Linked DNA regions of Mus musculus: region 1 is linked to region 2. Evidence: chromatin loops called from intact Hi-C (ENCODE). Cell type or tissue: left cerebral cortex. All regions are shown on one strand. Each heading gives the region's core, and the rest is flanking DNA. Links, peaks and the distances in the headings are about the cores only.

Region 1 (12,016 bases), core at 1-8,000, 52 kb after region 2:
CTGATTCTAAAATCAAGGTGGTACTGCAGGCTGGAAGAGATGCCCGTCTGCCTCCCGAGTGCTGGGATAAACGCCTGCACCGGCATTGCTTTGCTTACTGTGCTCTTTTTTCTCCGAGTCCCCATAATTTATCCTGGCTCTCTAGCATTTTGAGTTGCTAAGGCAGGAGGATGAAGAGTATTAAACTAGTGTGGGACCACAAAAGGGCATCCTTGAATACAGCCTGAGTCTGGGACCAGCCTGCCTCCATCTGAGGCTTAAAAGCCATCTTATTAAGTACAAAATACACTCAATCCTCTTTATGATTAAACCTGCTTCTCAAGGAATTGGGCTATGCCCCACCTAAAACCTTAACTTCAAATGGTTCTGCATGGCCTGTTACAGGGATGGCAGTCTTGTCTTTGTTCCAAAAAGTTGTTTATAACCATCTTGCAACCCCACCTTTGTTTCAAAAGGAAGACCTTGTTCTGCCCATCTTGCAATCATGTCTTTGAGGAGGTCATTTGGACTAACGGGTATGCTTATGTTCTGCCTCTGTAACCCCACCAAGTCCCCATTTAGAAACCCCCTACCCCTGAACTCTAAAAAGCCTTGTCGTCCTCAATCCGAGGCTGACTTTTCGAGCTCCGCCTTAGGGACCCGTTTACACGAATTAAAATGTTTGCTTTAACCAACTGTTTGCTTTGAGTTGGCCACTATGATTTGGGTCTTTCTCCTCTAATCTTTGGTATTGACAACTGTCTCAAAGGGAAGGGGTATAAAAAAAAAAGAAATTACTAAAAAGAAGCGAATCATCTAAAAGAGTACTTTAAAAATTCATCTTTTGAGGATGAGAAATGAATAACTTTGAGTTTTGGGGGTGGCATTGGGAGTGGTCAGCATAAAGATGCACATATTTCTTGACTGGGGAACCATGCAGGGACTGGTGGCAGGCTGGGTGAGGGGACAAAGCAACGAGCAAGAGCGGTTGGAGAAGCGTAGGCATCGGGCAGGTAGGACTGGGAGGGGAGGAACCCATGTCTGAGAAAGGAAAGAGAAGGAGTGGAATTAGGAAAGGGCTAAGCTTGGAGGCGACCGGCGGGTGCTGGGATGCAGAGGGGTGGGGCTGATATACTCACCGGTGATCGGTAGCCGCCATGGTAAAGTCGGCTGAATTCTGACTCACCCCTGGGGAGGAACCCGAGAAAAAGGCTGATGAGGATGGGGTTACCGAGGGGGCGCGGGAGCCGCAGCTGCAAGAGGTTGGGTCGGGACCCAGCTACTGGGATGGGGTGGGGGTCTTTGGGGTCGGGGTGCGCATCGTGGGAAGGGGAAAGTGTGGAGAACGGGTTACGGAGAGGCCTGGTGAGGAGGCGTGAGGGGTCGGGCAAGGGCTGGAAAACGAAGCGCGGCGCGCTCCTCACCCACCTCCTGAACCCTAAGGTCCGGGGCACCCGGAGTGGGGTGGGCTTAAACTCGGAAGGGTCCAGGGTTGGGGTTAAACGGCTGCTTCAGGGAACTAGAAACCGACGACGGAGACCACCAACCGCCCCACGTCAGGCTGCGCACGCACCAAGTTAAAGCGGTTCCGCCCCTGCTTCCCATAGGCCGCTGTGAGGGGTCATGGCTGCGCGCGCAGCTCTCGTCGTTAACTCCACCCGTCGCTCAGGCCTCGCGACCGCGTGGCCACGCCTCCCTGTCGTTCATCGTTCTCATCAGCCAATGGGCTTGGAGAAGGTAGGTCACGCTGGGTTTCCGAGCGTCCAAGGGGCGCTCTGCACCCGCCTTCTCTGGCCCTTGTAGAGAAGCCGTAGCTTCCGGAAGCAGTTTCGCGGTGGCTGCCGGGATCGTGGTGATGTGGCCCCCCCGCTTCCCCCCTCCCCGCCCCGGGATGTCGGAAGAAACCAGGCAGAGCAAATTGGCTGCGGCCAAGAAAAAGGTAAAGCGCTCCGGGTCGCGGCCCCTTGACCCCACCCGAGCTCCTCCAACGGCAGGACCCATGACCAGAGTCCGAGTCTTTCCCGAGACACACGGGTAGAAGAACCCCTCAGCGCCCTGGGCTCCCCCAGTGAAGTCTTCTCAGCCAGCCCCGCCCCCTCAGCAACCCAGCCCCCGCCCTCTCAGTCGCCCCTAGGTGACTTTGGTCAGTGACACAGGGTCTCTTAGCCCCCGGCTCCGGACGCTCCAATCCAGACCTCCCAGGGCACCTGTCTCCAAGGTCCTCGGTCCTGGCCCTGTAGGCGACTCGGGCGTTGGTAGTATGGAGTGGAATGTAGTTACGTCACAGTCCCCCCTCGAAACTGTCATTACTACTCCGAGTCTGGTTTGGATTGCTCCACCTGCTCACCTAATGTTGTTGCCCCTTTTCCCGTTTCTCTGGTGGAGAACCCATTTCCACCTGGAAGGGAGCCCAAGTGTGGAATCTAGTGCGGAGACGCTGTAGGCGCCCGCATTCCCTTAACTTAGCATTAGTGTGAGCACAACACTGTCAGCACCCCTTGCTGACATGGATTGGTTTGGTTTGGATTTGGTTGTCTGCTCTCTAGAGAGACTGTAATCTCTCTGGAGCAAAACGCATGTTATAGTGTTGATCAGTGTCTTGGGGAACTGAACTTAACTTAAAATTCAGCCAGAATGTCTTTTCCAACTGGGGTGGTGAGAAGCACGGGATGCGGGTGAGGCATCTCACGGGAAACATCACTTTCCCATGCTTCTTTTGAGAGAAAAAAACCATAAAAGTCTGGTTTGGCATTTTCATAGATTTGTAGAGACTTCTCTCTGCGATGACAAGGGCTGTGCCCTTTCTGTTCCCATGTTCACTAAAGCCGTGGCTTCACGGTTTCTGCCCTTCTGTCATGTTGTAAACTTAGGAAGCAGGTTTAGGAAGTACTGCGGTGTACCTTTAGTATGTGTTGCTAAAACGGCCCCAGTGGAGTTAGGAGTGGAGCTGAGTTGTTAGGGTGTTTGTTTAGTATATACAAGGGCCTGTTCAGTACTCAGCGTAGTTTGCAAGAGTGGTGGCCTACCATGTATGAGGCTCTGGCTTGGATCCTGCAATGGCATTAGCTGGGCAGAGCAATGCATGCCTCTAATTTCCAAGACTGGAGGTAGAGGCAGAAGGATCAGGCCTTCAAGGTTATTTTTGTCTATATATGGAATTTGAGACCAGCTTGGTATATGGCATACCCAATATTGGGGCTGGAGAGAGGTTCAGCAGGTAAAAGCACTTGTTGCTCTTGCAGAGGACCTGGGTATAGCTCCCTTCACCCACAAGTCAGCTAACAACTATCTCAGCTAACTCCCTGGCTAGATGTTGTATATTATGCCCTCTTCTGGCCAATTAGGTTACTGCATGTACATGATGTACAGACATACATGTAAGCAAAAACAAACAACTACCCTCATATACATACAATCTTTTTAAAAATTAAATTAGATTTTGTGTTTGTTTTTGAGACAAGGTCTGTGTATTCCTGGCTGGCCCTGAACTCAGATATGCCTTTCTCTACCTGCCTAGTACTGGGTGAAAGGTGTAGGCCACCAAACCCAGCAATCCTGGTTTGTTTGTTTTCTTTTTTGAAGGGAAGCTGTATATATATGACTCAGTATTAGAATGCTGGGCTCTCATGCATAATGCTCCAGGTTCAGTCCCCAGCACTGCAACAACAACAAAGAAACCATTGATGTACTGGGCAGTGGTGGTGCACGCCTTTAATCCCAGCACTCGGGAGGCAGAGGCAGGTGGATTTCTGAGTTCGAGGCCAGTCTGGTCTACAGAGTGAGTTCCAGGACAGCCAGGGCTACACAGAGAAACCCTGTCTCGAAAAACCAAAAACCAAACCAAAACCCTCATTGACGTGAAGTTGCATTGAGAGTACTTTGGCTTTTGACAGTGCGATGGCTCATGGGTAGAGTATTTCCACACAAGCAAGGGGACCTGGGTTTGGATTTCCTAGATTCTATATAAAACCAGACATGGCAGCATGAATCTGTAAGCTTAGATGTCTGGCTAGATGAATGGTGGAGACAGAATTTTTAGAAGCTGAGGGGCCATCTAGCCTGGTGTGTGTGGTAATGAGAGACTTGTCTGAGAGTGGGAAAGAGGAAGCAACACTGAGGCTGTCCTCCGACATTGTTGCATGCACCATGACATAGCTATGTATCCTTTCTCACAGTGTGCATACATATATGTTTCCTCTGACAATCCTGTATATGTCATAACATGCATGTGTTCAGGCACACACACACATACACACACACACACACACATATGTTATAAGGATATGGTCTTTGAGAATTATTCCCAGCACAGACATGACGGTTCACAATCATCTGTGATTCCGGTTCCAAGGGTTCATGCTCTTCTGAACTCTGTGTGCACCAGGTATACATGTAGTACGCGCGCGTGCACATACACACACACACACACACACGGGCAAAACACTCATGCACATAAAATATACTTAAAAATAAATAAGAATAAAGACGGTCTTCTGTTATATAGTTGCTTGGCCTGGAACTTGCTATGTAGACCAGGCTAGTCTTATCTCATCATAGATATCCCTCCGCCTCTGCTTTGAGGGCTAGGATTAAAGGGGAGCACCACCATGCTAGCAAGAGAAAATGTCTGAAAAGAGGAGTGGGGTTTAAGGTCCAGGATACATAGTTCTTGTCTAGTAGTTCATGTGTTTGCCTGTTGTCTTTGGAGTCTGGGGATCACTGGGGAGCCCAGGCTGGCTCCCCTCTCATGCCTCCTGCCTCTCCCAGGAGTTGGGATTATAGATAGGTGACAGCACACCCAGCCAATTCCTGCCAACTAAATGTTTACTCTCTGGTCTCTACCTTTAGATTTTTCCCTTTGGGAGCTGCAAACCCCAGAGCAGGGCATCAGAAGATTTGAGTTTAGATTCCGTGTTTGCCTCTGTGTGTATGTGTATGGGCATGTGTGTATGTTGCTGGAATGGAATTTAGGGCCTCTTGAATGCTAGCCAAGTATTCCACTGAGCTACATTCCCAACCCAATTACTACCTTTTTAGCCATGCCATTTCTTCTGCCATTAAGAGGTCATTATTATATCTTGTAGACTCGTGGTACCATTACATGAGACTTACGTACATAAGAGTATTTTTATCGGGCCCTGGAGAGATGGCTCATCAAATAAGAGCACTAAGTGTTCTTCCAGAGGACCTGGGTTTGGTTCTCAGCACCTACATGACAGATTGAAACTACCTGTAACTCCAAGATCTGACACCCTCACACAGATAATACATGCAGGCAAAACACCAATGTACATTTTTTTTAAAGTATTTTTATAAAAACAGCATAGAAAGAGACCAGGCATGAAATATTCCACTCTGTAATCTAATTTGCACAAGGGCCTAGGCCTGATTTCCAGGACTGTAGAAACCAAGTATGGTGGCACCTGCTCCTGGTGCGTTTAGAAGTTCAGGCAGGAAGATCAGATGTTCATAGTCATCCACATAGTGAGTTAGTGCCCAGCCTGGGATACGTGAGACTGACTCAGATGGCACATACAGAAACACGAAGCAAAGAGCTCAATAAACTAGAGGCTGGAGTAGAGGCTGTGAGTGTGAGGCAGATGGCTCTCATTTCTCTCTGTTCTCCTTTCCACAGCTGAGAGAGTATCAGCAGAAGAACAGCCCGGGTGTTCCTGCAGGAGCAAAGAAGAAGAAAAAGATTAAAAATGGCCATAGCCCAGAGAGACCCACTGCCAGTGACTGTCAGTCACCAGAGAATGTGAGTCTTGGCCAACAGAGTCCTGTGGAATGGGGGCAGGTGGGAAGAAGCGGGGAGGGCTGTGGTTCAAGTGGAAATGTCAGGTGCTGGTTAAAAAGTCTGGCTTTGAGGGCTTGTTGCCTAGTTCAATGGTAATGAACTAGGGCTCATCTCACAATGGCCCTGGGTTTTATCTCAGCACAGGAAAAATTAAATCTGAGTCTGAATTCTATCTCTCCATCAGTTGGCAATATGATAACTTTAGGGCAAGTTGGTTAAACTCTCTGAGCCTCTTTTTACATAGCTGTACAATAGCGGTAATATTTTTAATGTGTATCTATAAAGATTAAGTGAAGTTTATTGCGGTTGTTTTTCTATTAATTCCCCTAGTGGAGGGTCTGCTGTGGAGTTAACAGTGAGCTAATAGGTACCGCTTGATTTTCTTGGTTTGGGGTAGAAATCAGACCAGAGGGAACATCATTGCTCTCATACTTCTGAAACGCAGCCATCTGTAAGAGATTTGAGTGTTAAGTCCATCATTGTCGTGAGCTTGCTGGGTTACCTCAGGAAAGTCACACACACACACACACACACACACACACACACACACTTCCTTCATCTGACAGGATGATGGTGGACTAGCTTATTGTCTTACAGACTCTCTTTTTAGCTGTACTGTAGCTGTGTAAAAGTGAAGTCTTATTTGAGAGTCAGGTTTTAAGGTGGCCTTGGGGACTGGGGCCTTTGCAGATTGCTCCCTGTAATCCTGGGTGTGTGGAAAGGGTCTTGTGTATGTTGAGTTGCTGCATTGGTCAGGTGTATTGACTCCATCCCTTGGGGACTCTTGCTTACTCTGAGGGCTGCCTCTGACAAGGCAGCAGGTGGCTGCTTGGAAGGATGGCACAGGCCTGGGTATTGATCTGTGCTCCTGAGTGTTCCATCTCCCTGACTGTTTCTCTTCTTCCTGCCCTGACTTTCTTACTTCCCCACCCCTCCCTGCCCCCCTCCTCCCTCCCTCCCTCCTTCCCTCCCTCCCTCCCTCCCTCTCTCTCTCTCTCTCTCTCTCTCTCTCTCATCCCTCCTCCCTCCTCCCCCCTTTTTCCCTTCTTGCCTGCTGTAGATTAAGGACATTCTGAAGGTGCTGGTGTCCGACCTTAACCGTTCCAATGGGGTCTCACTCCCCCCATTAGACAAGAGGAAGGTGAGGCAGTACTGAGCGAGACTCCCTCTGGCTTGCTCTCCCAGCCATGCATGCCACAGAGGCCTCCCTGCTTTGGGGACCCTCTGCCACTGGCTCACTTTGTGTTGCCTCAGTTAACCATCAGCTCCTGTGTCTGCTTTGTCAACTGCTTGCTTGATTGGGTTCTTTTCTTTCCCTGTATCATTTCTCATCTTAGAGAAGATGAGACCCACCTTGAAAGTTAAAGCTAACTGGGGAAACAACTTTCAGATCGGATGTTTATGAATGAGACTAGAGTTTATGACTGCCTAGCATGGTACTGTCAGACTGGGACAGATGGAACACAAAAACACCTTTCAGGTCTTGTCCTCTGGGCATCTGTCTCTAAAAAACTAGACCATAGAAATTTGTGGTTCTTTTTTATGAACTCATTTTAGTTTGAAACTTAGGAACATAAGGTTATGAGAAAGTGAATTTATTGTATAGTTTCTGGGATTAAGACTTTTTTTTTCTAAGAAACCCTCAACAGGCAGTGGTGGCACATGCCTCTATTCTCAATACTCTGAAGGCATAGAGACAGGCAGATCTCTGAGTCTAGGAGGAAGTGGCCATGCCTGGTCTACAAAGTGAGTTCAAGGACAACTAGAGCTACACAGAGAAACCCTGTCTTGAATAAAAAAAAAATGAAGAGAAACTAACTGCGAAAAATGTAAACTTAACTAACAAATGAGTGACCAGGAGAAGCTGCCCTCAGTCTCTCTGAAAACTCAGTGGACTGAATTCTTGATAGGAAAGGCACTTTGCTAAACAGTGACAAAACAGATGAGCAAGCCAGGCGCAGTAGTCCATGCCTGTGAGCCCAGCGCTCCAGAGACTGAGGCAAGAGGACGGCAAGCCCAAGCCAGCCTGGGCTGCATCTCGAGAGCCAGTCTCAAGCCAATAGCAGACTAGATGCACAGGACAAGAGTCACGTGACCTCCAGGATGCCTCACATAGGGACAGGAGCGCTGGTTCCCAGTGGACTCGAGGCTGGGGAAGGGACATTTGTAGCTGCTTCGATGGTGAAAGATGAGCTGACAGGCAGGCACAGTTCAGACACGGAGCATCCAAGTGCAACAGGACCTGTGTCGCAGGGCTGAGAGTTGGCCTCCTGGACATAACTTAGTACTTCAGTTTACATGTGCCAGGGGACATGTGCCAAACAAAAGGAGCAGGCTTCTGTCCAACTGAAGGAGTGGTCTGAGCCAAGGCCATGTCCTGTTATTCTGGGGACTCGCAGACTGGCGTTGGCTCTTTTCCGCTAACAGAGCTGATGCTGGGCAGGTGCTGCAGTCTGCTCAGGTGCTGGGCCTCAGTACTCAGCTCAGAAATGGCACATTGTGTGTATGGGAATGGGGGACACATATTTGGTGTTTGTTGTGCTATGGATTCACACAGCCCGGGCTCTGGTTTCCCCTTCAGGAAATACTCACCAGAGCACCCCACCCCCCACCCCCCGTCCAGAAGTGAAGACTTTCCTTGTGTTTTTGAAAACTTTCTAGAATTAGTAACTGATTTTCTACTCCAGGAGTAAAGGAGATTAATATCTCCTGAGAAGAGATAAAACAGGAAGTTATGGAAGATAAAAGTCCTTTCTGATGGGATGGGGCATTTTGAGGAGAGTGAAAACTCTGTAAGAACTCCATGCTTAGCTGTAAGACTTAAACTCGAAAAGTTACATGGTTGCCAAAAAGCATTTGAGTCTCCCAGCAGTGCTTAGTGTCCTATCCTTGCGGTTCCTGCTTTTGGGAAGCTGAGGCAAAAAGGAGGTCTCTAGTCTGAGGTCAGCCTGGGCTCTGTGGCAATTCTGAGGCAAGCATGAATTTTAGAGAGACCCCGTTTCAACACCTAGAGAACCAAAAGGTACTCAGAAAAACATTTTTATTTATTTTTTGCCTTTCTGAACATTGTCAGTCTTAGAGATGAATGTTCCTAGGATGCCACAAGGGACCCAGAGCCTAGAAGGGTCTATTGCTGGGAGTGCCACACCTCCAGAATGTCATAGGCGTGGCCAGCTGCCACTGAGCCCCTGGTCTTACCTGTTAGACTCAACTGTAGATGTTGTCAAGGCAGCACCTATGGGTGATTCAGAACTGACAGTCACATGAGTTGTAGGGGTGTGGTCACAGTAACCCTGAAGAGAGTGAAGCTCACAATGAGTTCTCAGAGGTTCTTTCTCGCTTGCTCAAAGGAGGAAATTTGGTCAGCATCCCAAGAGGCTGAGACTGAAGGCTACATAAAGCAAACGGCCCCTTTCTTTGGAGAAAGGCATGGCCACTTCCTCCCAGACCAGCCTTGCTGGACAGGCCTGGACTCTCTGTCCCTCTCCCTTTGTCTTCCCATCCTCTGCCTATCTGGACTGTTGGACATTAGAAGACCTCTAAGCCAGAGACATAGTCTAAGAGTGAAGCCTGAGCTACTGAGCATAGTGGTGCATGCCTTTAATCCTAGCACCTGGGAGGCAGAGGCAGGCAGATCTCTGTTTCAAGGTCAGCCTGGTCTACAGGGTGAGTTCCAGGACAGCAGGGGTTACATAGTGAGGCCCTGTGTCAGAAAATAAAACAAACAAGTGAGGCCTGAGCCTGAAGAGCAACTGGGCCAGCTGGTCAAGCACATAGTTCCTGCCAGGCCAGTGGGGGACTTCCACAAGCTGCCATCTCCGAAATCCTAGGATTGGTCCCTGCCTACATTTCCTAGAAAGCTCACATGATCTCCTAGATACTTCAAGCCAAAGGGCAGCCATTGTTCTCTGCTTTATCCAGTTGTTTCTGAATTGACAAACACAGCCAGTGCGTGGGTCTGGGAGGAGGGAAGGCAGGAAAGCAAGAGAGGGGAGAATGGTTATGTTGACCATGATGTTGAGTCTGTCCCAGAAGCAAGGCCTATAGTCGGGGCAGTTAGCTCTCTGCCTCCTGGACTTGGCACATGTACCTGCTGTGGCTGCCACAGGTCAGAGCTCCAGAGGGAACTAGGTCCTTGGGTGTTCAGGAAGGAGACCCTGCAGCCCCTGCTTTGAGCTCTGGCCCTTCAGAATGCTACTAGGTGACCTGAGGCCTGGGCAGGCCATGTCTGTACCCCAGTAGCTCCCAGCATGTGCGACTGTCCTGTGCCTGCTGCTGTGCTACCCCGCTTGCCCCGTCCCCTCATGTCCATGGCAATGAGGCACCTCTCTCCTCCGTGGTCTTCTGACCCTCTGCTCTGTTCTGTGACAGGTGCCCACAGACCATATTGCTCCTGCACCGCCAACCGCTGCTACTGACACTATGTTTCTTGGTGTCACCCCTTCCCCTGATGCTGACCTCACTCAGGTTTGTGCTTCTCCCCTTTGTCTGTCGCCCTCCTGTCTGCTTCCCAAAGGACTCCCAAAGTTTTTTGAAAACTACTCTATTCAGATAGCTTGGTTCAGGTGTGCTCCTGGAGCCTGGCATGGGGAGGCCAAGATGGAGAACATTTGGGATGATGGGTGTTGAGATGAATTTGGCCTACTGTGTCCCTGTGTGACAGTAAGCAGAAGCTAAATAATGCTACCTTATTTCTTTCTACCCATACAGAGCCATGATGCTGGCAATTGCTCTAACCTCATGGAGGAGACCAAGTAAGTGTTCCCTACTGAGGGAGTCGGGGCAAGCCTCTGCCCATGAGCCCTGTTCCCATCAAACTACCTGCACCCCTGATCTCATGTCTCCTCCCTTAGGACTTTCTCATCGACTGAGAGTCTGCGACAACTTTCTCAACAGCTCAATGGCCTTGTGTCTGAGGTACCACAGGACTGGGACCCAGAAAGAAGGTAGAGAGGAAAGGAAAGTATGTTAGAAAATGAGGTGGGATTCTCAAGAGACTAATTCATGAGAGGCTCTTGTCATACTGGAGAAGACTTGGATTTGGACCACAATGGGCAACGTGATTTTTATCCTGGTGTGGTTTGAGGTGACAGCTGTTGAGCGGCGAGGTTGAGCCATGGCGGGAAAAGAGCCATAAGGAGTGGCACAAAGGGGGTGTGAGTGAGCAGGAAAGGAGATTCTGCTAGTTGAGGGGGAAGTAGGAGGCTGCAGGGATTAGACATTGAGGGTCACAGAGCATCTCCATGTGAGGTATTGTCTCTCCTAGTCTACATCCTACATCAACGGGGAGGGCCTCACATCTTCCAACATGAAGGAACTGGAGGTGAGTGGCCTGGACTCATGGCCCAGCAACCCTTTACGCCAACAGCCTATCTCCTCCTACAGGGACCTGGGTGCCCGCTGCCAGCTGAGACAGCCCACCACCCCCACCCCTAATGATGCTCTCTCTACCTTTCCCCCCATCCCTCCTCCAACTCCTCCTCTCTGCATGCGCCTCAGAACCGGTACCAAGAGCTAGCAGTAGCCCTGGACTCCAGCTATGTAACAAACAAACAACTCAGTAGCACGATAGAGGAATTGGTAAGAGTCCAGTGGGGTCCCTGATTCTTGCTGCCAGTCCTGGGCTTCAGTTTCCCCTTTGGGCTCTGAAGAAAGGGACTAGGGGGCCCCTGGGACCAAGGGGAATGGAAAACCTGGGGCTTGAGTCTCAGCTGGAGGCACCCAGAGCATAGAGCATGCAGCATGGATCTTGTGGCTCTCCTCTCTGCCTCCACTCTGTACTGCAGACTCATCCTGAGTCCTCGCCCTACTTGTCCTGAGCTCGGTGCCTCCAGTAGAGGGGAACACAACCCCAGTTGGTTGTCAGGACCCCATGTCCTATTGGCTTAGCCCCTCATTTGCTCTTTGATTTTGGCCACACCACTCCCTGGGTTTGAGTTTCCTGTTAGCAGATTTGGAGTGGGTCAGAGACCTCTGTCTACTCTGAAGAGGCAAGAGTTGGAAAGCTCATTGACTCATCAGAAACAAGTGCTCTCCCATTCATCTCTTGGTTGTGCCCACAAGACACGCTCAGTTTTAATTCGACACACTCTGCCAAGTCCCAAGTTGGCAGAGGGTAGTCATCTTTCTCACACTTGTTTCTAGAGTTACTCTCCTTTACTGTGAACCCAGTTGCACAGTTGTGAGTGAGAGGCAGGGAGAATAAATACCCTGGGAGCTTGAGGAATTGGTTAGCTCATG
Region 2 (12,424 bases), core at 1,384-9,383:
TACAAACTCAAAATGTGCCCTTTAGGTGAGCCTGCTGTCAGAATGGCAGTACTCCCTGTTTTAAGAAGAAAAATTAGGAGGTCACCTGTTTTCAGTCCTTTCTCTAACCCTGTATTTCCCTCCTGCCTCCCACCCTAAATAAAAACAAGAAACACTAGAATTTATTTATATGTATTGATGTTGTAGGTCTAGATGGAAAAAAAAAAGTAAATGTCCCACTGCTCTGTTTATATAATGTCTGAATTACTCTGTGCAGGAAAGGCCAGGAAATTGCATGTGAAATTTGGTGTGCTCACCACCTCTGTGATCTCAGCTGTGGGCTCTACCCCTCTGAGAGGCACATTTGCAACTAGACGCTGAGGACAGAGGGCAGGCTTCAGGCCAAATGTCCCTACTCCTCGGATGATCTGGTCAAGCCAAGTTTTTAGTACAGAGGTGTTTTAAGGTGCAATATCTCTTTGTGTGGTTTTTAGAGTCAAGCTCAAAGTATAATAGAACTTGGGCCTTATTTTGGTTTCAAACCCCCATCTTTAGATCACACATAAAAACAGGAGCGTCTGTCAGGGTGCCATGGCCTTTGGTGGGAACAGGTAAAGTCCAGCCCTGCCTTTTCTACTGCTGAGATGGGTGGAGGTGGGCAGAATCTTTTACTCCTGCCTGCTGAAGTCACCTCCTACTGCTGGTGGCTTTGTTGGTGCCACTGATGGTGAAATCCATGGTTTGGCAACCAGGACTCTTCAGTCTGTTGGTCCTGATGCGGCGTGTAGCATCTGTCGGTGAAGACTTCTGCCGACTGCATTTAGTCTGGTCTCTTAACAGTTGCTTTCCTTGTCTGATTCCCAAGTTTAGCATTTTCAAATTCAGAGTTCACAGAACACTTCTGGGTCTAAGCTTCCTTAAGGGGGATAAACAAAGGATGATTGCAGTACACATTTAGAAATGCTGGTTCACATCCAAAGCCACGCTTGCTCTGCCACTTCTAGAGATACTTGGATAACACTGTCCACCTTGCTGTCCTGTCCTCTGGAGCCACCTTCCAGATGGTCAGTGATGAAGTCGTGAATGATTTGACACTCAGGGCCCAGGGCACAAGAGTGTACCCGCTGAGGCCATGAGGCAACTCTGGCTAAGTCCGCCCCCCAACATCCACTGGGGTCCCCACTCTGCCAGGTACCTGCATGTTAACTTTCATGTTCGCCTTGCCCTCATTTCCAGCAAGTCTGGGTTAGAGGGTATGTTGGGAATCTTTCACAGGCAAGGGCACAGAAGTCTGGCTTCTGTATTCTTTGATGAGTGGAAAAGCCAGCTCTTTGTGAGATGGCTCTAAGACAAGTTAGGTCATGTGGAACAGAGTGGTCAGCGTTGGGGATGAGCACAGTCACCCAGCTGTGCTCTCCACTGTCTACCAGCTCTGACTAGTGATCTTCCAGGTGCATGACACCTGCAGCCCCCAGCTGCTTGCTTCAGACCTGCAACCTCCCCAGGCCCCATCTTTGGCATGTCACAATCCTGGAGCAGCAGTTCCTGTGAAGGCTCCTTAGCTGAAGGGTCCTGTGCTCTAGGCTTTCCACCTCAAACCTTTTATAGAAAAGGACTTGGGGGATTGTTCTTTTTGAGGGTCCTTTTGTTTTCCTTTGCTTTTCTTTTGGCCTTCCCTCTGTCTTTCACTTAGACCAGCTATTTGAAAGGGCAGACGATGCTAAAGGTGTACTGTGCAGCTTGTTTAGACGTGATATGGGGAACTTCTTCGGATGGGAAATGGAATCGTGAATTCACCCTCCCTTCCCTCCGGGTCAGTCCCTGTTGTTTCTCCTTTCAAATATGTGATTGTACTAGGTCTTTCCATACGAAAGAACTCTCCTTATTTAAATAAAAAAAAAGTATAAAAAAATAAAGCCAAACATGCTTTCTCAGGCTGTGTCGGTTTTCTATCATCTGGAAGAGTACGGCTGGCGCACTGCTTCCCGGGAGACTGGGAGTGGCCAGAATACCTTAGGGAGCGCAGCACTGTGCTGTGGTGGTGTTCCCAAGGCTCACCTAGGCAGCCATCCCAAGAACAGCTTTTTCTATGACTTTTGCCTTTGTCTTCCATTAATTGGTTATTTTAAAACCTTAAGACAGGATTCGAAAGATGTCCTCGGTGTGGAGGGAAGGCGACTTGGGTAAACGGAGCAAGGTCTCAAGCAATTTAGCAGGGACTAGGACACATGTCTTTCCTTCAGGGTCTCTGAGAAGGCTAAGCACGGAAGGGGTTGCAGATCATACAAATTAATATATATTCAAAGACATTAGTTGGTCTACATGGACATTTTTTTCTTTACACTGGGCCTCAGGAACCCCCTACCACAACAGGCAGCCTGTGGTTAAGGCACATCTCGAAAATGGGCAGCACCAAGAAGCCTTGTCCTCTCTGTGGGCCAACCCATGACCATCCTATCCTGTACTTCCTGCCTGATTGCTATCTGGGTTTCTATAGGAACAAGTGGAGGACTGCACTGTACTTCTGTGGAAGAAAAAATTAGATCTGGGGCAGGAAAGGTCAGGGGGATTCATATAGATAGGTTCAGGCTCAGTCATCACTGAGGCCTGGAACCTAGGTACAGGGCTGTCGGGACATTTTATTTATCAAATGTCATTTGTTAACACTAGTGAAGGGTGGTGTGGATTCAGAAGTCACTGGTGAGCATACAGTTGTAGGCCAGCCAGCATTACAAAAAAAAAAACAAAGTGCCAAAGGCAGTGCATGAGAAATCCCAGTCCCCCAGGCATAAGCCTCTTGCTACAGAACAGGCAAGGGTCTGGGTAGTAGCATCCACTAGCTTTTAAAGCCACATACATACCTCAGGTTTCCAGCAAGCAACACAATTTCCTCCTGAAGCTGAGTGCCCACGAGCTGTCCTGAAGCACCAGCATGACTTACATGATCAGACTAAACTTGGAACCCAAAGAGCTCGCTCTCCAATCTTCTGGCGCCCTTTCTTTGCAGGAACTTGGGTAGACTATGCTTAAACGATGAACAAACAATTCCGTGCACTCTTGACTAATGTATTTTATATGTATCTGTGGTAACTTGACTGCCTGGTGCCAGATTCTCTGGAATTGCGGTTCCAGATGATTCTGAGCTGTCATGTGGATGCTGGAAATGGAATCAAGGACCTCTTTTTTTGTTTTTGTTTGTTTTGTTTTCGAGACAGGGTTTCTCTGTATATCTGTAGACCAGGCTGGCCTCGAACTCAGAAATCCGCCTGCTCTACAGCGTGAGTTCCAGGACAGCCAGGGCTATACAGAGAAACCCTGTCTCGAAAAAAAAAAAGAAGAAGAAGAAGAAGAAAATCCCTAAGGACCTCTTTAAGAGCATCCAGTGCTCCTAACCACTGAGCGATCGCCCAGCCCCATTGCTACAATCTTAAACCGGATGTCACCCAATGCTAAGCTAACTTGTAAAAACTGAATTTTGGCAAAACATCTGGAGTCGGTTCGGGCTTGGCTTGCCATCTGAGCGTGATTGTAATACCCACCCACCTAAAAAGGCATGATTGTAATACCTGCGCTGGGGAAGCAAAGGCAGTAGTTCAAAGCCATCATCCTCTACATAGCGAGCCTGAGACCTTGGGGAGGAGGAGGGACAGACAGCTTGTAGGCATTCCAGTGTGGGAAGAGTTGAGAAAAAGCGATCCACCACTCACACAGCTCCAGGAGGTACAACGCACCCGAGGCTTCAAAGCTCTTACTCCTGCCCGTAAGCTAACGCGCTGCTTAACGAAACCGCTAAAGTAGACGCGAGGCCCGAAACGGAGAGCTCCGAGCACGTGAACAGCTTGTGGAAACACACTGTGCTTTATTAAAAAGGGGAAAGGGAGCCCTAAGGATAGGACAGTCAGTATGCCCAACTTTGATGGCCGGTGAGCACGCCGCGCATGCGCGCCACTACCTCGCGCTCCGGCTGCGCACGCGCGTCTCAGAGTCTGTCGGCCGCGTAGACACAACTAGTTGAGCGTCGATCCGTGGCCGCTGCAGAGTAATCGAGCGGCCTCGCCCCCAACGGTCGATCCTGCCTGGCGGTTCGCAGGCCTGGCTCCACATGGGGAGCCACTCTACGGGACTCGAAGAAACGCTCGTAGGTTTTGGAGTGCCAGATTTGAGAGCCCTCCTGGGGTCTGGGATCCGGCTTAGGGGCGGCGCGCTAGGGACGGTGGATGTTCGGATCCTGGCTGAGCAAGTCGTTTCCAGGGCGGCCTCTTGTAAAAGCCAGAGTGGGAAGAACTGTAGAGAAAGAACGGGCTCGGGGCACAAGCAACTCTAGGAGGAGAGGAATGCCTCCAGAAGAGGGAAAAGTCCATCCAGGTCACTGGGCTATGACAGTGCCCAGAGCTCCTCAGGGTCTTAGTTTTCAACCACATTGGGAAGGGACAGGAGAGGCCACTTCATTCATTAGCAGCCTTGTTCCTAGCAAGTGCCCAGCAGGTGTTTTTGGAATGACTTGTAGAAATGAGTATCCAGTTCTGAGATTCCTGAATTCACCCCTCAGATGTTTTTATGTATACCCTGTGCTTGAACACAACTGTAATTCTCCAACAGGTATGTTCTGGAAGAGTCCTTCTGGTTCTATTAACCCAACCCGCTATGCTGTAAATTCATCGTGACGCCAGGCGGCTTTAGGACCCTGTGGCCTCGTTTGTGCCTTCCCGGGCTGCTGTCCGTTTACTTTAATGGTAGTTCTTTCCCTCTTTTCCAGGGAGTCCTCCCGAGCTGGCTTTTCTGCAAAATGTTAAGATTTTTGAAACGGCCTCTAGTGGTGACTGTTGACATCAATTTGAACTTGGTAGCTCTGACTGGCCTGGGACTACTTACCCGACTATGGCAACTCTCCTACCCTCGGGCTGTGGTGTAAGTAGAGATCGGGGAGGAGAGTCAATGATCCAAGAGTCATTGTAATTAGTGACAGGAATCACCTTGCCGTACAGTGCAAAAGAGAGACATTCTGGGTTTCTTGGATCTCTTGGTGATGGATGTTTTAGCAGTGTATTGCTCAGGGTTCTCTAGAGTAACAACTTAAGAAGAACACTATGTTTGCATGTGTGTATATGTAAATAAATATAATATAGTATACATATATACATATGATTTATTGGAATGACGACTTACTGGCTGCAGTCCAGCTAATCCAACAATCGCTGACTGTGAATGGAAAAGTCCAGGACTCCAGTAGTTTTCTGCTCAGTCCACATGGCTGGGTGTCTCAGCTGGTCTTCAGTATACTCTGGCTTCCCAAAGAAGTGGGCTCTAGTGCCAAGGAAGGAATGGTCTTGCTAGCAAGGCGAGGGCAAGCAGGCTCAGAGGAAAACTTCCTACTTCTGTGTCTTTAAATAGATTTTCAGCAGGTGTGGTGCAAATTAAAGGTGTGTCTTCCCACCTCAAAATCTGGATTAAACTAGTGTTCCTTCCTGCCTTAAAGGTCCAGACGAGAAGTGGATCCATCCATTTTAAGCAAAAGATCTCTCATAGATGTACACTTAACTTCTGGATTGTAGATCATTCCAAATGTAGTCAAGGTGACAACCAGAAATAGTCATCGCAAGCAGTGTGGGTATGGCCCATTTGTCCCCCAGAACAACCACTAGAATACATACATTTTAGGGCTTACCTTATAGGACTATAGTAAGAAAGTTTTGGTCTGTCAGTTTCCAGCCTCACTTTTCCTTAGCCAGTTGAAAGGTGTCGGTTTGATGAATTTGTTCGTAAGGGGAACTATGCTGTTGTTATTGAGAGGGTATGTATATTAGCTAATACAGGCATTCTCTTCTACTTTGTTTTTTTTTTAAATACTTTAAGTTTTTTTTTTTAGATTTATTTATTATTATATATAAGTACACAGTAGCTGTCTTCAGATGCACCAGAAGAGGTCATCAGATCTCATTACAGATGGTTGTGAGCCACCATGTGGTTGCTGGGATTTGAACTCAGGACCTTTGGAAGAGCAGACAATGCTCTTACCCGCTGAGCCATCTCGCTAGCCCTCTCCTACTTTGTTATAGGGGTCAGATATATACATGGGTAGACTGATGACCTCAGCAGCCCCCTTAGAGATTAATTTGAAGAAGATTCTAGACATATGTATGACTAATTCACTATATACGTCTGAAAGATGAGGATTATTTAAGAGTATACGTGTGTCTGTCTGTCCATCTGTGCATGTGCACATGTGCCTTCAGACTCAGAAGAAGATGACAGATCCTCTGGAGCTCAAAATCCAGGTCTTTGAGATCTGCCTGAGTTCTGGGATCTGAACACAGGTCCTCCGTTTACAATCAGCACATGCCTTAACCATCTCTCCAGCTCCAAGATGAGGATTCTTTTTTGTGGGGGAGGTTGGGGGTTGTTTGGTTGGTTGGCTTTTGGTTTTTCGAGACAGGGTTTCTCTGCATAGCCCTGGCTGTCCTGGAACTCACTCTGTAGACCACGCTGGCCTCAAATTCAGAAATCTGCCTGCCTTTGCCTCCAAAGTGCTGGGATTAAAGGCGTGTGCCACTACTGCTTGGCAAGATGAGGATTCTTGAAAACAAAGAACACATAACCACGGTAGCGTTATCACACTTAAGACCTAATGTCTTTCATTATCTGAAGAAGCTTCTGTGTCATTCTTCCTTCCGCATTTGACTCCCTTTCAATTAGATCTTCAGTTCTGCTCCAGTCCACAGCTGTAGAAAGGTGCTGGTGGCCAGTGAGAGTATGAGATGGGATTAGCCTCAAGGCTCCTGGTCAGGAGGTTGACCTACACATACCTAAGTCAAAAGCTGTGGGGAGGCTGGGGAAGTGGCTCAGCTGGGTAAAGCACTTGTTATACAAGTGTGAGGACCAGAGTTCAGACTCCCTCACATGCCATGTGGGCAGTGTGTTCCATCTGTAATCCCAGCATGCTGCCAGCTAGGCAGGGACTCTCTGGAGCAAGCTAGCTAGGCAGACTAGCCAAATGACAAGCCTCAGACTGATGAGTGTCTCGGTAGATAAAATGGAGAGTGGCCAAGGGCCTGCACGTATGTGCACACACTTTCATACACGAGCATGCCTACACATAACTGCCTGTATATCACATACACATCCATGCAGGGGAGAAAAAGACTAGAGAAAGAAATAGGCTCTCTACAAGACATGCATGCTCACTGGGCTTGGTAAATTTCCCACCATGTTCCTGTGGGTTAAATGATGCTGTGTGTGTCTTTGTGTTTGGGGACAGAATACAGTTGGAACAAAGGATCCGACCCTCACGCTTCACTTACCTGAAGTCAGCTGGAAACGAGGTTTTATTTTCCTGTCTGTGTTTACAGTTAAGACTTCTCGAGGGTTGGAGACTCAGTACTGGCAGCTCTTACAAAGGACCTGGGTCAGTTCCCAGCATCTACTTGAGTCTCACAACTGCCACCAACTCTAGTCCCAGAGGACCTGACCCTCTCTTCTGCCCTCGGTGGACACTACACACATGTGATGCATAGCCATACAGGGAAAATACCCATACACAAAAAATAAATATTTTTAAAAGCTTAAATAGGGGGCTGGTGAGATGGCTCAGTGGGTAAGAGCACCCGACTGCTCTTCCGAAGGTCAGGAGTTCAAATCCCAGCAACCACATGGTGGCTCACAACCATCCGTAACAAGATCTGACTCCCTCTTCTGGAGTGTCTGAAGACAGCTACAGTGTACTTACATATAATCAATAAATAAATCTTTTAAAAAAAAAAAAAAAGCTTAAATAACAGTTCAGTTTTCTAGTTGGATATAAAGGCGGGTTTTGTGTTTGTTTATAGTTTCGATGAAGTATATTATGGGCAGTACATTTCCTTCTACATGAAGCGCATCTTCTTTCTGGATGACAGTGGGCCACCATTTGGCCACATGCTACTGGCCTTAGGAGGTGGGTAAGAGAAACAGTCAGGGCCTTGGAGGCCCTGCAATATAAGCTTATCAAATAAAATTTTTCAAGGGCGCAAATCATGATTTGTTTTCTCACCTTGTTTGGCCCATGTTCCAAATGTTTTGTTTTAGGTTGGTTAGGGGGATTCGATGGTAACTTTCTGTGGAACCGAATTGGAGCAGGTAAGGATTTTAACTCTCCTTATGAATCTACATATGAAAGAATAGAGACAGGATGCCCATCCCCCACCCAGCACTTAACCTTTTACTACGCTGAGCCAGGATACAGCTGGGTATTTATGTTCAAGGGACCATCTGGTTAAAGGGGCAGGAGGGATGGCTAAGCAGTTAAGAGCACTGCTGCTCTTCTGGAGGTTCAGGACTTGGTTGCCAGCACCCACATGATGGTGCTCAACCATCCGTAACTCCAGTTCCAGGGTGTTTGCCACAGTGGCCAGGCATATACAGTCATATATGCAAATACCCATGTACATAAATAAAAGATAAAAAGAAAGAAAAGTCTGCTTAAAGTTTTAAGTGCTTTGTGATTGTAACTATTCCATCCCTGGCTCTTGGTACATGTGTCCTGTGGCATTTGGCAGCCACTGTGTATGTATAAACTTTGTGGCCATAATGTTTTTAGAAGCTCCTTGGGGTACATATGCTAAATCAGCATTAATTTCGGAACCCTCCCTCACCACATCTATGCTCGGTGAGAGCTGGCACCACGGCTGCAGAGCTGATATTTACTACCCAGAGAGGCTGAGGCAGGAGGATCACCTGAACTCAGGAGACTGACATCCTAGACAAGCAGGGTCTCACTATATAGTCTAGGCTGGCTTGGAACTCAATATGTAGACCAGGCTGGCCTTGAACTCATGATCATCCTGCCTCTCAAGTGCTAGGATTTAAGGTGTTCATCACCATACCCAGTGGTGAAACCCAGTCTCTTAAAAACTACCCACCAATCAAATTCCCAAGCTCATTTCAAAGACTTTACCCCAAGTGTACACCCTCAGTAGCTCATGTGCCTCCCAGTTTTGTAAGATTGCATTTGCCAGTCTGTGAGCTGCTGTGTCAGTAGGCAAGCTCTCAGCTCTGCTATGTGATTCCTTTCCAGAGTACAGTAGCAATGTGCCTATATGGTCCTTACGCCTGCTGCCAGCGCTTGCCGGGGCCCTGTCAGTGCCCATGGCCTACCAGATAGTGCTAGAGCTCCACTTTTCCCACGGTGCTGCCATTGGAGCCGCCCTGCTGATGCTCATTGGTAAGCCTTGGGTCACTGCCCACCTGCCTGTGAAGAGAACAGGAAAAGAAAACCAAGCACTTTGGGGCATTTCAACATGACACTTGGGAGTAGTGCCTGTGGTAGTATGTGTGCTGCCCTAGTGTGTGTGTTGAGAGTGTGTGTGCTGCCCTAGTATGTGTGTGCTGCCCTAGTGAATACATCTGCTTCATCCAGATTCCAGATGCGCCCCACTCTGGGATGCTCTTTGATGGAGGATTGATGGACTGTAAGGTCAGACACTTTTTGGAAGTGGAAATATGGCCATGGTGGTAATTAAAGGTGGGGGTTGCCAGACAGTACTTGAAGGCACATAGACACCATGGCCTTCATACACATTCATACAATTCATACACACACGTAAGTTTTTTTTTAAATTAATACCTAAAGAAAACAGCCCCAAGCGTGGGGCTGTAACCCAGTGATTGGGCACTTGCCTAGCATTTACGAGGTCCTGGGTGCAGCCCCAGCACAAAAGCAAAAATATCCCATGGTGGCTCATGCTGGCCTGTAATCCCAGCACTGGGACGCCTGAGGCAGAAGAGTCTTATGTGTGCGGTCAGCCTGGGCAGCATAGCAAGAATAGGGCCCCAATTTTTTTTTTTCAAAACTTCCTTCTGCACCAACATAAAGATTTTCTTCTATGTGACTGCAGAAGTAGCTCAGAGGTCAAGAGCAATTACTGCTCTTGTAGAGTTTGGTTCCTAGCTTCCAAGTAATGACTTACTAACTTCAGTTCTAGGGAATCCAATGCCCTCTCTTGACTTCCACAGGCACCGCACACATGGTGCACACACATACGTACATGGCAGCATAAAATAAGTTGTTGCTCCCTTAAGACCATAAAGTAACTATGTGCCATTTACATGGTATTAGGGATTTTTGATAATATATAATGCCTTTAAATGTGCAGAGGATATGTGGAAGGTTTTATGTATACACAGAAACTGGCATCTGCAGAGGATGCTCTCTGTCCAGTCTCTGGAGACACGGCTGTGTGCCCCTCCTGGGACTAGTTCTGTATTCACAGCAGCTTGGACTGCTCAGTGCTGACAACTGTTTGTCTCTGTGACAGAGAACGCCCTGATCACTCAGTCCAGGCTCATGCTGTTGGAGTCCATACTGATATTTTTTAACCTGTTGGCTGTGTTGTCCTATCTGAAGTTCTTCAACTCCCAGACACACAGGTATGGAAAGAGAGACACACTTCTTGTTAGGAGAAAAAAGGGATTCTAGATTGTTTCCTTCATTTTTTAGTCAGGGTCTGACTGCGGAGCCTTAGCTGGCAGCCATGCCTCATGTCAGCCTCCAGGGCGATGGTGCAGGGGAACCTGCACCTGGCTCTGGGTGACTTTGAGGAGTTGCTTACAGCGTGCCTTTTGGTTACTTAATCCTTCAGGTTGACCCTTAGCCCGTGGCTTCATAAGTACATCCTTTTTTAACTTTAACTCACAGGAAATTTGTTTTCCTGACAAAAAGGAAAGTTCTTCTGAGACCCAAATGGGGAGGTATGGTTCTTTATATTGTGGCTGGTACCCAGTAGGACTGGCCAACTAGAAGCTGCTCAGACAAGCTCCATGGCCCTGACCTGTGGGATGAGTCCTGTGACTGCTTCCTTGTTCTTCTGTTTTCTCCTGTTTTGTTCAGCCCTTTCTCAGTGCACTGGTGGCTGTGGCTACTGCTGACCGGGGTCTCTTGTTCCTGTGCAGTTGGGTGAGTTAGAGCCCCTGACTTGGATAGTATTCTTCCTGTCTGTGGCCTTGTCTGTCTTGTAACCTCATTTTAATTCTGTCTTTTTCAGGATCAAATACATGGGGATTTTCACCTACCTGCTTGTGCTCGGCATTGCAGCTGTCCACGCGTGGAATCTGATCGGAGACCAGACCTTGTCAAATGTAGGTGGTCACACCAGGGCCTCGTGAATCTGCTGTATGTGGGGATTAGGGTGTCAAGCTGTCCTAGGGAGTAGTTGGCTTAAAGAAGTGGAGCCTCTGGATCCTCAGGGCTGGAGAGATGGCACAGTGGTTACGAGCACTGACTGCTCTTCTGAAGGTCCTGAGTTCAATTCCCAGCAACTACATGGTGGCTCACAACCATCTGTAATGAGATCTGATGCCCTTTTCTGGTGTGTCTGAAGAGGCTGACAATGAACTCACATACATAAGATAAATAATAAAATTAAAAAGTAAAAAAGAAGAAGAAGAAGGAGGAGGAGAAGGAGAAGGAGAAGAAGAGGATCTTCAAGGCTTCAGGAGCAGGGAGTAGGGAAGCTGGCGCCCCTGTGAGCTTCTAGCAGCATCTACCTGGGACAAAGGGCTTCAGGGTTTCTCAGGAACTTCCCTGAGCCTCCATGCAGGTTCTGGAAATGGCTACCGCACTCTGCAGATCGAAAGACCTATCCTCTCACCCCTGGCAGATGCGCGTGCTCAGTCACTTGCTCGCCAGAATCGTGGCTCTGCTGGTCGTCCCAGTCTTCCTGTACTTACTCTTCTTCTATGTCCACCTGATGCTGCTCTACCGCTCTGGGCCCCATGACCAAATCATGTCCAGTGCCTTCCAGGCCAGCTTGGAGGTAAGAAACACACAGAGCAAAGACAGTCAGGCTCAGCTTCTCTGTGAGCAATGCGGGATCTGTAGCCCTCGGGAGGGAAAGGTGGGGCAGGGCAGCTAGGGCTCCATCTCGAGACTTTGTTTTCAGTAACCAAATGAGTGGATATCAGGTAGATAAATAGATAAAAATACAGCGTGAGGGAGCAGTGCTGCAAACGTCAAGAACTGAGGCAGCCATGTTGCATGTTCATGTTTGTTTATTGTAAGGAACAGTTTCTCATTGTAGCCTTGGCTGTCCTGAAACTCACACTGTGGATCAGGCTGGCCTTGAACTCAGAGATCTGCCTGCCTCTGCGTCCTCAGTTTGGGATTAAAGACGTGTGCCACCATCAACCGGCCCATGTTGGTGTTTTTAAAGGAATTGTAAAATACTGATTGTGTGGGAGGAAGAGAAGCTGCTTTCATAGCCTGACTTGCAGTTAGACACCTCATGAGACAGACTCAAGCCCGTGCACATGACACTAGCTAGCTACGGGTGTACCCAGGCTGAGCGCCCCTAACAAGGAAGTCTGCAATTAACAAGGTGAGATCTTCAGAACTTTCTGAGTGCTTGCAAGGACACTCAAGACACCTTCAGATTACAGAGTGTTTTGCATTTTGGACCTTCAGATTGTGGGTGGC

The links. Peaks named below come from ENCODE experiments on the same cell type or tissue, not always from the same donor. Only the 100,000 strongest peaks of a DNase experiment are listed, where the experiment ranks them.
Region 1: it touches region 2 in a loop (4-fold over the local background); 4 of 42 quality-filtered maps call a loop at or near these places.

What each region holds. Positions count from the first base shown.
Region 1 is chr2:32,286,479-32,298,494 of GRCm38, forward strand. It overlaps Swi5 (SWI5 recombination repair homolog (yeast)), which reads right to left and starts at 1,591. Exons shown (of 5, transcript NM_175190.5): 1 at 1,408-1,591; 2 at 1,119-1,167. It overlaps Golga2 (golgi autoantigen, golgin subfamily a, 2), which reads left to right and starts at 1,848. Exons shown (of 26, transcript NM_001080968.2): 1 at 1,848-1,918; 2 at 5,615-5,737; 3 at 10,148-10,243; 4 at 10,487-10,530; 5 at 10,630-10,693; 6 at 11,043-11,099; 7 at 11,276-11,356. The coding sequence starts at 1,871. In left cerebral cortex, for the core only: a CTCF peak has its summit at 3,324 (motif pointing left); DNase peaks (open chromatin) are centred at 1,679 and 3,300; H3K4me3 peaks cover 2,799 bases; H3K27ac peaks cover 1,677 bases.
Region 2 is chr2:32,232,625-32,245,048 of GRCm38, forward strand. It overlaps Prrc2b (proline-rich coiled-coil 2B), which reads left to right. Exons shown (of 32, transcript NM_001159634.1): 32 at 1-1,913. It overlaps Pomt1 (protein-O-mannosyltransferase 1), which reads left to right and starts at 4,016. Exons shown (of 20, transcript NM_145145.2): 1 at 4,016-4,117; 2 at 4,736-4,887; 3 at 7,803-7,909; 4 at 8,041-8,091; 5 at 9,029-9,175; 6 at 10,269-10,380; 7 at 10,841-10,906; 8 at 10,995-11,088; 9 at 11,610-11,765. The coding sequence starts at 4,082. In left cerebral cortex, for the core only: CTCF peaks have their summits at 4,093 and 4,789; DNase peaks (open chromatin) are centred at 3,045, 3,946 and 4,713; H3K4me3 peaks cover 2,539 bases; H3K27ac peaks cover 2,475 bases.